Linked DNA regions of Homo sapiens: all the other regions are linked to region 2. A link is a loop called in an ENCODE intact Hi-C map of the cell type or tissue named here. Cell type or tissue: PC-3. All regions are shown on one strand. Region 1 overlaps FOXP1 (forkhead box P1). Region 2 overlaps FOXP1 (forkhead box P1). Region 3 overlaps FOXP1 (forkhead box P1).

What was found. Peaks named below come from ENCODE experiments on the same cell type or tissue, not always from the same donor. Only the 100,000 strongest peaks of a DNase experiment are listed, where the experiment ranks them.
Region 1: it touches region 2 in a loop (2.7-fold over the local background); 3 of 110 quality-filtered maps call a loop at or near these places.
Region 3: it touches region 2 in a loop (2.8-fold over the local background); 2 of 110 quality-filtered maps call a loop at or near these places.

The regions. Positions count from the first base shown.
Region 1 is chr3:71,108,879-71,113,878 of GRCh38, forward strand. FOXP1 (forkhead box P1) reads right to left here. Exons shown (of 21, transcript NM_001349338.3): 7 at 3,658-3,759. Among named protein-coding and RNA genes, the nearest start is that of FOXP1-AS1, 180 kb to the right of the region's middle. In PC-3, no CTCF peak of the experiment used is centred here; DNase peaks (open chromatin) are centred at 513, 873 and 3,103; H3K4me3 peaks cover 1,263 bases; H3K27ac peaks cover 3,775 bases.
Region 2 is chr3:71,206,633-71,211,632 of GRCh38, forward strand. The region is part of intron 5 of FOXP1 (forkhead box P1); the gene reads right to left. Among named protein-coding and RNA genes, the nearest start is that of FOXP1-AS1, 81 kb to the right of the region's middle. RefSeq lists an enhancer at 3,539-4,084. In PC-3, no CTCF peak of the experiment used is centred here; a DNase peak (open chromatin) is centred at 2,319; H3K27ac peaks cover 2,292 bases.
Region 3 is chr3:71,085,399-71,090,398 of GRCh38, forward strand. All of the region lies in intron 7 of FOXP1 (forkhead box P1), which reads right to left. LOC124906247 (a long non-coding RNA gene) reads left to right here. Exons shown (of 2, transcript XR_007095956.1): 2 at 1-3,317. Among named protein-coding and RNA genes, the nearest start is that of FOXP1-AS1, 200 kb to the right of the region's middle. RefSeq lists an enhancer at 2,446-2,545. In PC-3, no CTCF peak of the experiment used is centred here; a DNase peak (open chromatin) is centred at 2,093; H3K27ac peaks cover 1,841 bases.

The sequences.
Region 1 (5,000 bases), 98 kb before region 2:
GTTCTGTATCCCATGAACACCAGCACCATGCCCAGCCTGCTTTGGAAATGTTCACCAACTTGCACTTAATTAATTCAGATCATTCTGATTCTGAATTTATGATGGGGCCAATTTTCAATTTTCATTTGTATCATTCATAAAAAAATTTGCGAAGCAAATGAACAGACTAAGTAAAAAGATAATTTTGGTTACTAAGTAGAATATTTCTCAAGAACTTCAGAAGCAATATCTATACCCGATTAATGCCTTCATTAATAAACCACATCACCCAAGAATGTGACCAGCTCAGATTTGGTTCAGTATGTGGATCTGCAAAGAGTGCCATTTCTCTCTTATTTACTCTCATCTCCCTGAAATTAGACCAAATTGGTGATGTTTGACTATATTTTATGATCTCTATCGAGTAACCACTTATAGCCTCCTCTAACTTTCCATTTTCTTTTGTTTGTATCATCAGCCTGTGAAACCAGAGAGCGCTGCCAAACATAAAGCAGGGAAGTGTGAGATATGCTTAAAATATGAGTCACAGTATATTTGGGGATTTGGGGGTTTTTTTTTTTCCCTCAAGCTATCAGCAGATCAAATCCTTCTTCCCTGTCAAGCCTTCCTCTATGCAGAAGATCTGAAATTTGCTAAAATCGGTCTCTCAGTGTAGTTATGAAGGGTGAGAAGATCAGAGATGAGCACTGTTAAGATTTGCTGTAGGATTTCCCTTTCATTTCAGAGCCACTCCGGCGGAGACGCCTCAGCAAGGATGCAGTATGGCAAGATATATTTAAATATGAAGGTTATTCCTTCTGTGAATCACCAGTCTATATGCATATTTTTATAATGAGGTAATATACCATGTGACCTAGGATAGTAATTTCTCCTCTGTTTGTGGAAGGCCAGCCAACCTAATAAAGCTTACTGAATGTGCATGACCCTATCAGGCAGCTGAGGGGTCCTTCAGCAATCGTCTGTGATACACACACACACACACCAGTCCACCAACCTTTTAGATTTATTTCCCCCGGCCAAATCTTAAAGCTGGTCTAAATTCTCTGCTTGTCAATTCCTCTACTTGGGGGGTAGGGGAAAAACTCAAGACATCTTCTTTACCAAAACCAGCGTTCAAGATTACCCCTTCTCCCCCTACTTTTTATACAGACTGAAGTGCTCAGCAGAATGTGTGAGGTTGGTTTTGACACTGTCCTTGCCAAGAAAAACGGAGCCCTCTATATCATCCACTTCTGCATGGTGGCTAAAAACCCTGTAACAGGCAAGAAGAAAAAGAGCCCTCAAAAGGAAATCCCCTGAAACTTTACTTCTTATATTTAGCCCTCAAGGAACTTCGTTCATCTTGGAAAAGAAGTTACCTAAAAATGCCATATGTTTTTAAAAAGCAAGTATGAGGGAAAATAATTCTACCATAAAAAAAATCACAAATGATATTCAATACTGAAGAGCAGTGTGATCAGACAGATTGTGTATGTGTGTGTTTTTTTATTATCTCTAACCAAAGCTCTACTATGTGTAAGATTTCCCCCCCAATAATATATTTTCATTTTCCCAATGCACTTGAGGCCTGATGAATTCAAGAGGACTCGGGGTATTTTTAAGGCTGTAAGAGCTCCAAGAGGGAGGCAAAAAGAATGGACCATCATTTGAATCACTGAGTGACAGGCTGGGCTAGCTCCCTGTATACATTAATAAATTAGAATTTTAATTGTGTCTCTGTCCACAGGAGATGCCCCAGTACTTTAATATGTACCAACAATTGGCTATGTTATGGAATCTGCAATGTGGCCTCCGCTGCTGACCTCTGAAACACAATTCCCAGTCTGACTACGGAAACTGTTCAGTTTGATCCTTTCAACTTATTTGAATCCTGACAAATAAGCTCACAGCTGAAAGGTCAACATAGTCGTATTTCATCCTCCAGAGCTGTTCTTAAGACATCTGCACAACAAAGCACTTCTTATAGCACCTGACATGGGCCCTCAATGGCACTGTACCTCATTAAAAATGTCCCCTGCATGCGCACGCATTCCAAGGCACATGGTCTGGTGATGGTTTACCAAATAAGTGTTTACAGAAGGGTTAGTAAACAAGGCAGATTGTCAACTTTTCCAATAAAGCGTCACTATAGTGCTGAACTCTCTCTGGAAAGTGACAGTTTCCCAAGTACATGTAGAAGAACTAGAACTTGTTGGTCAAGGTCAGTTTGATCTTTGGGGATAATCTGGGAACAGGCTGTGGTTCACCCTGACCTGTGAAAAGTAAACACAAGCTAGAATTTAGGTTGACCTCATTATCCAATTAATTGGCACCAAGTTATATACCTATCAGCTACCGCTTATAGATTCTGTCCCCTCCTGTGACAAGGATGCCCACCTTCAGCTATGAAAGTAGTCTGAACCACTTAGGACCCGGGTGCCAAGTGCCCTCTCTTAAACGTGAGCATGAAGACCCTGATTCAAGTCTCTTTGAAACTTCTATTACAATTTTCTACTTTGAGTCAAAAACCCAAATTAGATTTTTTTTGTTGTTTTTTGAGATGGAGTTTCACTCTTGTCGCCCAGGCTGGAGCACAGTGGTGCGAGCTTGGCTCACTGCAACCTCCACCTCCCGGGTTCAAGCGATTCTCCTGCCTCAGCCTCCCTAGTAGCTGGGATTACAGGCACCCGCCACCAAGCTTGGCTAACTTTTGTATTTTTTGGTAGAGATGGAGTTTCACCAGGTTGGCCAGCCTCGTCTCGAACTCCTGACCTCAAGTGATCCGCCTGCCTCAGCTTCCCAAAGTGCTGGGATTACAGGCGTGAGCCACCATGCCTGGCCCCAAATTAGATTTTTATAAACTTACTCATTCTTCTACTCCATTAAGCCCTTGCCTTCAATGTGCCTGAAATCAGAAGTTGCTAGAACAACCATTTTTGTATCTTTACATAAAAATTTCTTGCCATTTAAAAATTATTGACCTAGAAACATTCTGAACATATCCACTGAAGAATTGGGTATATATTATAATCATTACAAGCCATAATGTTAAAAGTACCACATCCTCCTCAGGCCGAGTCATAGTTCTTGATGCTATTGACATTCTGGGATGAATCACGGTGTGTCGTGTCCTGTGCATTGCAGGATGTTTGGCAACATCCCTGGCCTGTACTTACTGGATGCCAGCAACACCTCTGCCCTGCTAGTTGTGGCAACGAAAAACGTCTCTAGACATTGCCCATTGTCTCCTGGTGGTGGGTGGGGGGGTGGGGGGGTCGCCAAAATCTTCCCAATTGAGGATGACTACACTAAAGTAAGGTGTGTGTCTGTGTGTGTTTATGCCATTTCTAGACCCAACATAAGAGAATGTGGTGACAATTCTGAGTACTATGAACTTTTCTCATTGGTAACCTACACTGCCTATTAGCAACTCAACACTTACAACTCCTTATCCTTCTATTATATTCACTAATCAGCAGATCTTACTCCTGACAATAAAACTTTTGGTCAAATACACATTTTCCCCAAAATGTTACAACTTGCTGGTAAACCAAAAATGCACTTTCCACAGAAGATTTTCTTACATGATTTGCAATGCTCAACACAATCCACTCCTGAACTGCTTGTCACTTATCCCAAAGGGTATAATGTCAATTTAAAAAGAAAAAGAATTGTTACCTGAAGAGCTGGTTGTTTGTCATTCCTCTTGGGAGATTTTAATCCACTAACTTGCTGCTGCTGTTGCTGCTGAAGAAGGAGCTGTCTTGCCACCTGAAGTGCCTGGAAGGAAAAACAAGAAAATCCTTTGCGTTACTACACAGGTTCAGGGGACTCTTCATAAAAAAGGATTCCAGGAAGTGCGCTTTGGGACTGGGTCCTGACTTTCCTATTTCCTGGCAAATGAAACAGCAAATGAAACTTCCCACCAGTCTTAGTTGGAAAACTTTCCAGAATTTGTTTACGTTCCCTTTGACTCGGCCAGTTTCATCCACGGTTCCACAGGCATCTAAGCAGACATTTTATTCCTACTAAAGATCTGACATGAAATTTAAGACCATGAGTGATTGAGACTCTGAACAAAGATGACAGAGAGACCAGGAGGGACCCAAGCAAAGACGAAAACTTGGGAGACACTACAGGGCCCTTTTCAGGGTCACCTTCACCCTCCCCAAATTCTTCTTGGGGAAATGTAGCGACTCAAGTTGAAAGTAATACTTTCACCCCATCTGAGTCCAAATAAAGAAAAAGAACTAAGTGGTGGACCACAAAAAAAAATATACTATGGATTAGGCTACGTAGAAAGGAAGATTAAACAGATGAGACATACCTAGGATGACCTTGATAGAAATCAGAGAGGAAAATTTGGCAAATCTGATCTCTAGTCATCTTAAAGAGGCACATTATGTATCTGTGAACAAAACTGGTTACGTTTATTATAAATGACCCTTTCAAGCTTACAATATGGGATGGTTTCTCCTTAAAGGTAGACATTGGGGAGGTAGTATGAATTGGAGATAAAGCAGGAAGAAAACAGAAGAGTCCTCTAAAATGTTTAACATATGACTGACAAATCTTTTTAAAAGTTCAAGCAGGCTGGGCGTTGTGGCTCACGCCTGTAATCCCAGCACCTTGGGAGACCGAGGTCAGGAGTTCGAGAACAGCCTGGCCAACATGGTGAAACCCTGTCTCTACTAAAAATACAAAAATTAGCTGGGTGTGGTGGCAGATGCCTATAATCCCAGCTTCTTGGGAGGCTGAGGCAGGAGAATCGCTTGCACCTGGGAGGCAGAGGTTAGGGTAAGTCGAGATCGCACCACTGTGCTTCAGCCTGGGTAACAGAATAAGCTTCCATCTCAAAATAAAATAAAATAAAATAAAATAAAATAAAATAAAATAAAATAAAAGGTCAAGTAAAAAAAGAAAAAAACAATGTCATCAATAAACCGCCATGAAGACATTCACTGCCAAAGAATTAAGAACAGGAATACTGGCTAGCCACACACCTTTCCAAAGATGGCACT
Region 2 (5,000 bases):
TGCATTCCAATGCCAAGGCAGTAAAGTTGTTCAGAGCAACTGTAAATGTCTTATTCTTCAGAACTGTCTTCATCAAACTTTCTTGGATAACGTAATCTTTATAAGACACCAATGAGCACAGATAACAAGTTGACCCCGCTCCAAAAATTACAGATGTCTCAATTTATATTTTTTAGCTTTTCAGCTCTGGTGGGTCTTGGTTCGCTTCTTTCCTAATAGACAAGAGTTTAAGTGCCGTAATCATAGCAACTGTGGGCAAACGAGGGAAGTTAGAAAGAAGCCGCTCTAGGAAACAAGTACAAAGCAGAATGCATACCCACTCCCTCGCATATTAATCCTGAGGAGCTCAAATAATTAAATAGAGACTGAAAAGGAGCTTTGCCAATCCAGTGCTAGGCTGTTTGCTTTGCCACAAGGAAGCCTCTGAAGGTCAGGCATGATGGGGCCAGGTGTTCTGGGGAGCGTAATTAAAATGCATTTTTACAGAACAAAATAGATTTTAAGTTTGAGAACTAACAAAGCCCACGGAACTTTAATCATTTGAACATTCAAACAGCTGAATTCTCACAAATAGCCCAGTGGAATAAAGTGACCAACAACCAGTTCAGAAAAGTCTTTTTTTTTTTTCATTTCTATATTTTCTATCATTTAATGTACACGAGGCCAGGTTCATAACATAGATTAATGACTGGCGTGATCTATGACACACTTCACGTATCTCCCGCTTTGGCTCAAGCCCCTCACCGCTCTAGTGGCCAAAGTGAACAATATGTTCACAGCATCATGGTAATGTAGTGAATGTGGGCCATCAGAATTCTGTTGCTTGCATTTCTCCGTTGTGCAAAAGGAACAATTATTTAATTTTATCCTTCAAAAACTCCAATATACATATATGTATTTTCCCCCCTGAAACTTGCTCTCACAGACAGATGAGCAAGGCTTCTCTGACATAAAAGACCACCATTTGCCTCTGCAGGTCATGACCCTCCAGCCTCCACCCTCACCCTGGTCGGTGTTGTATCTTTGTAATTTACAGCAAATGCTAGGAGAGCATACCTCATATTGAAACACAAGGCAAATTCAGAAACAGCAACAAACAATAACTTAAAAAAAAAATGATGATATGATGCGAGCTGAGAGTTTTCTCTACTGTTTGCAAAACATGACAAAGGCCAGGCTAATGTTCAGGTCTTATCTAAGGTGGCTCCCAGTGTCCAAGGGACAAGCGTCATGTGCACACACCAAACTAGATAAAGAGCCACATGCTTGCTTTACTTAACTAGAAATGATACAAAGCATAAACTCACTTTAAAATGGACAGGTAAGAACCACAGGTAAGAGTAAAAACACTGGCTTTTAAAAATACATTATGCATATTAACTGTGTAGTTTCTTCCCAGTTAAAATATCTTCATTTATGGCAGGGGGGATTTATTCAGAACACATCAAAGTAAAAGTTAATCCTCCCTTCTCAAACTTGACAAAGAGTACATGCATCCAACAGGATCATATCAAGCCTACAGGACAACACGCAAGATAGACACAGTAACACAAAATCCAAGGATTGTACCTTTCAATGGTGACTGCCTTGTTCATAGTACTAGACTTTTTCTCCTACACCTTCTAAGTCCTTGTTTGTTCCACAAAGAAATTTCTAGCCATCTGATGCTCTATTACTGAGCTAGTGGCCTTTCAGGAGAGCTCTCTCCCTTCAGAAAAAAGCAAACAACTGCATAGATATCATTACACTAAGGAAATCTCTTAGAAAAACCAAACAACTTGCTAATCTCACCAGCCCCTTCATCCAAGCAAAAGATAAGAAAAGCAAACCTAAGTCTGTTTCAACCACATTCCAGGGACAAGTTCCCCTTTTTCTTTCTTTATCAAAATTCTAGCATTTAAGTTTGTGTGTGTGTGTGTGTGTGTGTGTGTCTGTTAAACAGACCTTGCAGGATAAACTGCTGCTCACACCCGCAAACAAAGCAATATCTGTTTAATAACGATTGCTGCCATGGGTACAGTAAACAAGGGGCCCAGCATTTGTGTTTATGAACAAACACATCATCTTACAAGAGCAATTTAACATTAACCAGGTGGAATAATCAACAGATTTCATAGGTGACAGCAGGGGCAGGGCTAACGTAAACAGAACTGGGGAGGAGAAAGAGGCCACTCTTTGAGAATCAAGGTCGAGGTAAATGCATTACAGAGTAAACAGCTGGGAAGAAGGCAAGATAAACAAACAGTCATTCTGACATTTAGAGAGGCAGAAAGGTTGTATGTTACATAGATCAGCTGCTGACCACCATGAAATCAAACCGGTTGGAGACCAAGCCTGCTTGTTTGCACAATGCCATGTTTGCTTATAAACAACAATTTGCTGTTACCAACATCACATTACTCACCATCATATAAGCCAGAGTGAAGCCAGTCAGATCCGCTTAACTCTTTACTGGTGACATTACTTAGAAATTAAAAAACAAAAAACAGGCCCCTTTAAGAAAAAGAGGTCAGTCACCCCAAAATAAGACCAAGAGACCTCAGTCAATACCCTTTTATTTCCTGGCTTGCAGATAAAAATAAAGCATCCACATGGTTTAAACTACTAAAGGTTGGATTTGAAAACAGCTTTAAAACACTATAATGTTTTCATGCTTCAGTAACTCTGCATTCATTTCTTGGGCTCATCTTCTTTTATCAATGAAATATATGGGTCAAACACAGATTCGAATCTTTAATGTTTCATCCAGAAGGAAAACCTTAATGCTCCAGTCTCCTCATATCAAGCTTCTATTCTAAGATACCTTTAAGCCCAGTGGGCCCACAAACAGATGCAGAGCATTCTCAACTACTCTGCAAAAATCCAACTATATCAGTTTATGATGTTTTCCTTACAAAATATCAAAAAATAAAATAATCAGTTGATGTCCCATGTAACCACTCAGGGGTTCATTCTGTCAGCTTATCAATAAAATCTTAGCTCTTCAAAGCCCAGAATGAACAATAAGTTCGGTGTGTCCCTAACAAAAGTGTTAAGAAGAAACGTTTAATCTCTAAAAATTTCCCTGATGTGCACTACCACATAAAGCAGCTTACTGTGTGTTACAAGAAAGTTATCATGCCTTATCAGAGATACTATATTTAGAAACACAATCGGCAATTAAAACATTAGTTTCAATCTATTTTACAGATACTTTAACACCATTAATTTAATTTTGATACATGTGAAAAACCTCCTTCCATTACTTAAAATTTAATAAGCAAAACATACTGAAAAACAGTTTGGTAATTTATCTATATCTTACACTTATAATCAGTTAGCTAATTTTTTTAAATTCTGCGTGATGTCAGTGCAAAGTGCAGCAAAACACTGTCTGCTGGATATCCAAAGCAAAATATGGAAATGAGAAAAGGATATTAAAAAAATAAAGATACACCTAAGTGGATTCTGGCAATTACATGATTAACAATCAGGTTATTGGAATTTTCCACTCTGTCTAAAAAGAAAGTAACAAAAATTGTGTTGGTCTGCCCCAACCCCCACAACAGATATCCCCCTCCGGAGTTCCACTGTGAATAAACTCCTCAACCTTCTCTAGCTGCTCTTGTTTCCAGGCCTTGCTTGAATTATCTAATCTTTGTTCTGCAAACCTAAAGTCACAAAGTAACTAGTGTGTTGTCTTTCATGTTTTTGTTTTGTTGCTCTGTGGTTTGTTCCCTAAGTCCCTCTCTGCCAACCATCATCTTTCCCCAAATCAACATAGTCCCTGAGGCCTCGACAATGTCAGGGGAAGAAAATTTCCACTGAGCATTCAGTGCCCTGGTAGGAGGCCATTTTTCAGGCTCAAGGACCTGTTAACACCTGATGGACATGCAGGGAAGAGACATCAAGAACTTCCCTTAAAAGCCCTCTAGGGCTGGAGCTGTTCTACTGCCCTTGAGAAAGAAAATCAGACTTGCTCAACTGATTGATGATGCAAGTCCGGCTGCTGGAACAACTAACAGAGAGAATCTTCCCTCTAATGTTTTGAGAACAGAACGTTCTCAGATTCCGTGCTCACTACCCTATGGATGACTAGGAGGTAGAGAAAAGTGAAGGGGCTTCTATAACCAACACCCCAGTGAAAACCTAAGAGAAAAACAAAATGAAAAAGTCAAAGTGGAGGGCTGTGTCCTGGTATCCTCACTGTCCTGTCTTCAGGAGAAAATGCTGATGATTCACTCTCTGCACTTCAGCTCTTGTCCAGTTCTCCTGAGCTTCAGTTTTTATTTTCTTTTCCTGAACCCTGGATGAACCAGAATATTAGTAAAGGATTATAAACATAGTTGACAATTCTAAATGGTAATCCAAAGAGTTGTAACAATTTCCCTTCATAAAGGGAAATCATAATTGAGTCCTGGAGTTTTGAAAACTAGGCTAAACCTGGGCATATAATCATTGCTTGAATGGGGTACTCTTTTCTGTTTGAAGATGGTTTCACCTATTCCTTATCACGAGCAGGATAAATAATGTGTCTTCTTTCCTCTTCCCCAGCAGTGGTGTTACACTTGCCCTAACCCACATTTAGTTCTATTTTTCCATTTTTATTTTTGAGATGGGAGTCTTGCTCTTTTGCCCTGGCCAGAGTGCAGTGGCGCAATCTTGGCTCACTGCAACCTCTTCCTCTTGGTTCCAGTGATTCTCCTGTCTCAGCTTCCCGAGTAGCTGGGATTACAGGGGTGTACCACCAAAACCGGCTAATTTTTGTATTTTTAGTACAGACAGGGTTTCATCATGTTGGCCAAGCTGGTCTCCAACTCCTGACCTCAAGTGATCTTCCCCCCTTGGCCTCCTAAAGTGCTGGAATTACAGGTATAAGCCACCATGCCGGGCCCACATTTAGTTTTACTTCTATGTACCCAGTTTACTTATTTTATTCCCCATGAATCCCAAATTGTAAAAGTTTTATTTTTAAAAAAGTACATTAAGAAGGCTTTTATATAAGCTGTTCAACAAATTAT
Region 3 (5,000 bases), 120 kb before region 2:
CTTGGCCTCCCAAAGTGCCTCACATCACAGGTGTGAGCTACTACGCCAGGCCCCACTTAGCTTTTTTTACTTCACCCCATTAATATTTAGTATCCCAAAGTTTCATTTATTTTCCTGTTACTGTGAAATTCCAGGTGAAGATTACTGGGCTCCTATGGCTTCAGCTTTTTACTATTAAGGAATATTATATTAGAATCATCAACAACAATCCAGTGAAATTCTAATAACATTATTAGCACCTTTCGTTAAGCGTATGTCACATGCTGTGTGTCTCTAGCTGGGTGCTTTATGTCCAAGTTTTCATTTGGTTCTTGTATGGTGGGTATCATTTATGGCCTTTTTTTTTTTTTTACATGGAGTCTCACTGTGTTGCCAGACTGGAGTGCAGTGGTGTGATCTTGGCTCACTGCAACCTCCGCCTCCTGGGTTCAAGCGATTCTCCTGCCTCAGCCTCCTGAGTAGCTGGGACCACAGGCGGGTGCCACCACACCCAGCTATTTTTTGTATTTTTAGTAGAGACAGGATTTCACCATGTTGGCCAGGATGGCCTTGATCTCTTGACCTCGTGATCTGCCCGCCTTGGCCTCCCAAAGTGCTAGGATTACAGGCGTGAGCCACCGCACATTTACGGCCATTTTATAGACAAAGAAACAAAGTTTTCTATTTTGCCCAAGGTCATGGTGGCAGGTCACGATTCAAACATGAATCCTTTGTTTCTAAAGCCTAAAGAGACTCAGGATGACATGGCTGAAAATTCTAGCATTGGAACTGCAAATATCGGATTGAAATCCATCACAACTGTATTCTTTGTAGCTGCAAACCTGAAACCAGTGTCTCATGTTGACAACTGGCCTTGCCCATGTTTTGTCCTTGGCCAAGGGGCAAAAAGAAAGCTCTGCCCTCTTTCAGACTGTGCCCATTACAGTTCTAGCTTACTTATCTAGGACTGCTAGTTAATTTCATATTAAGGAAATCTGTGAGCATCCCATGAAAGGGGATCTTCTCTCGTTCTTGCTTATGTGACAACAACATATACAAACATCATTATTATGCAATGTACCGGGGGGAAAGGGAGCACATTTGATAAATGTCATGATAATTTTATTCTTCGGGAATCTAAAATTGCTGTTGCCTTTTCTAATCTCCAGTGTCTCTAGCTGGTCCAGAGATAACGGCTCCCATCCCAGGCTAGAGACTCCATCTCTAATTTCCCCAAGTCTGTCAATGAGAGGCAGGGACTGAAATCCCAAGTTCTGTCTCACCGGATATTTTCCAGGAATGCCTCTCTTCCAAATCATCAGCGACATTTAACATGACCCTGAGCAGCAAACTTCTGCCCCAGAGGAAAGCAGAAAACCAATTTATGTAAAATTAAAAGCGATTTGCTTGATCCATCACTTGCTTCCACTCCCGTCCCACTTTCAACTGCAACACATTCAGCTGGAATTACAGGCTACCTCTTCGTCCTGCACTGGGGCATAGAATCTATCTATGCACAACCATGGAGAACAAACATTACAGAGAAAATAATGACTTTGGAAGCACCAGGCACCCTACCCAAACACAAGCTACATGTGTGTTCACAGATGGAAACTAACGGCTGTTTACCCTGAAGGCCCCATAAGAAAAATGCAGTCACCATAACAGTAAAATGCAACTTACTATTCAACATGAAACAAAGTGAGATAAAGAGAGGGCTAGGGACTGAATTCCAACAAAGAGCTCTTATAGTACCTTGGATTTCCTCGGGACAGTCCACACCATTCAAGAGCTGTGCAGGCCCTGAAGAGGTGAGCTGCACAACTGATGAGATCAAAAGACCAAGGCAGGAAAAGGGTTGCAGGTTAGCTCAGTTCTTTGTTGGGTGGGTCAGAGAACAGAACTCATGTGACATCATTTTGTGTCTTGCTCTGGAGGTGCACTTAGCAAAGCCAGAAATCCAATGTTAATTGATCAAACAACGACAACAAAATACCGGTTTTGTCTGGCAAAGGATTATGCAACATATTGATGTAAACGGCATCGAGCCGCATCAGAGGTACTCTGACCATTTCCTTGATGCAACAAATAAGGGCACGCATTCCTTGTCAGTGCATCACAAAATGACAACAAAAGTCATCCAAGGTTTCCTGTTGAGAGATGCCAGCTGGTATTGACAAAGGCTTAAGAGTGTCTTTCTCAGACCTCTGTGGTTTAGCACTTTGTCAAAACAGGATACTATTTAAATTAAAAATTTACTGATTCAAGTTCAGAAAAACCCTGCTTTGCTGTTTTTATAACCAAATTTGTGGGTGGGGAAACTTTGACCTTTATTTTTTCTTTTTTTATGACACCTTATATGGGTCTGAGAAGGTACTATATTTAGCAGGCTAGATTTGAGAACTAAGGTGTCTAAGCAAGATGACTATCACTTTCTATGAATTACTGTACATGTGAAATCATGGGCTTGTTATATTATGCAAAAGCGACTCATGTGAAACAAACAAAAATACCTGTTTGCATGTATAAGTTTTGTAAAATCTTTGTGGGGAGAGAAAGGGGAAATACACACTAGACTAGGCCACGGCATAATGTACCTCCCATGTGAATCTGGCTTAGTGTGCAAATGTATGTTTTCAGAGAAGGCTAAGCCAGGGCTGTAAGACTATGGTCAAAAAAGCAAAGCTGACGGTCAACCATAAGCAGTGCAGTGGTGAGAACCAAGATGCTGGGGAATAGATGGAGTCTCTGGAAATTGCGAAAGAGCAACCAAGCTTGTTTCTGATTGGGGGCTCTTAAACTTGCTCTTCCCCGAACCTGAAACTTTCTTCCCTAGATAGACGCAAGACTCAGTCCCTCACTCAGTCAAGGTCTCTACTCAAAGACCATTTCCTCAGAGTCCTTCCCTGGCCAGCCAGTCAAACATGGGACTGTCATCACCACGGTGTTTATCTTAATCTACTTTGTTTTCTTACAGATTTCATCGTCACACAACATGTGGTGATACATTGTTTTGTTTTTTGTTTTTTTTTTTTTGGCTTACCAGTTTAATGTCCCATAAGAATGTAATCTCCCGGCTGCTTTCTCTGCTGCTCACTCTAGGTGCCTCACTCTAGGTGTCTAGGTCAACACAACCACCCAATAATTTGTCAGATGTTTGTTGAACAGGGAATCTCATGAACAGTCTATTTGAGTTGCGTAAAGGATCTCATTATTTTTCTTGAACTTTCACCTGTCTAGCTAACTATTTATGGGAAAGGTACTAACAAAGTCATTCCAATGATGTCAAAGACTTCTGAGACACCAGAGATGCAGTTAGATATAAATATTAAACTACTTATTTTGCCTTAAAATCACTCTGAGATTATCTTTGAAGGTCTTACAGCTTTGAGAATATGCAACTTCCCATTGTTTAGGGGGAAACGCTGGAGGAAATTTGCATAATTTGAGAAAGAAATCGAACTCACCAAATACCTTAGTGCAGTTCATCTCTTTTGTCAATCTCTCTTTCTTATTAGTACAGGCAAATCTTTTAGTGAAGTGAATAATACTTTGGCCAATGACCTTACGCCAAGAGTACACCAGTGCTCAGGTCACATTTTGACCTTTCTTCCATCCAACATAGCTGAAGGATATGACACTTTATAAACAATTACACTGACTTGCTCTTACTCTGATTCTAAATAGGGCTAATGAGGAGGTTGGAATCAGTGGCACCCAACCTCCGAAACAAGCCCCAAAGATTCTCACCATTTGGTATTCATGCCTTGGATAGTACCTTCCAACACCATGTCAGGGCCGGTCTCTGTGACCAATAAATATGGCAGAAGTAATGGTATGTGATTTCCAAGGCTAGGTCACAACTTGGATCACTCTGGGAAAAGCCAGCTGCCACATCACAAGGGCACTGAAGTCACACTATGGAGAGGTCCACAGCCTGAGAACTTGAGGCCTCCTGCTGACAGCCATGTGAGCGAGCCATCTTGGAAGCGGCTCCCCTAGCCCCAATCATGCCCCAGCCTCACATTTTGACTGCAATCTCATGAGATGCTATGAGCCTGAACCACCCAGCTAAGCCACTCCCCTATCTCTGACTCACAGAAAGTGTGTAAAAGAATAAATGTTTAAACTGTAAGACACTAAGGTTTGGAGTAAATAACAGAGTTATCCAAATCTGATCATGAGGGCAGTTGCATGTCATCTGGCTTGCACACACTTTCTTCCTGCAGGAACACTCTTCCCTGCCCCATCCTTGCCACATGGGGATCACTACTACCCACAGTCCTAGTTAAGAAAGAGGAACTCTAATTTTCACAAGGCAGCCAGTTTAAAAAGACATCAGTCTATAATCAGGGTACAAAGATACAAAGAAATCAAGAATTCCAAAATGCCTGGGCTCTAGCTGGGCCACTATAGCGTGCTGTTGCCTTTGAGACTCTGAGGTGAATCTGTTCATGAAACCTTGAGCCACTTAGAAGAGGGATAGACAGCAGACAGGCAGGCTACTGAAATGAGTTGAAGTCCATGGCAAAGTGGGAATGGGCAGCATTTCTCTGCTCCAGATAACTGGTGCTATGTATATTGCTTGAACTTCTGATTTTTTTCTTTTTTAGGAGATGACAGAAAATGAGATTTTCATGGGAAATCTCCAGATTTTTTAAATCTTTGCAAAGAAAAAGAAAGCCTTCAAAAAGTTCGAACCAAAAAAAGGTTAAATGTTGTGTGCATAAACAAAACAGTATCTAGCCTGCGGGCCATCAGTTTGCAATCTCTAATGGGGAATCAATTCCTTACTTTCTTCAACCTTGCTCCCATCATAAAACAAATCTCTCGATTCCTATTTTCAAGAAATTTCATTTTCTAAGCTTCTTTCACATTTTTCTTGGATATTCCCATGTTTTTCAACTAAACAGTACCTCCCTGTTTGTAACAGAGTTGTCACGATGGCTGTTAGAAAACATTTGCCCCGTTTTTCATAAGTGCAGTATGTAATGTGATAATACAGAAGTGAAAGAACAAGT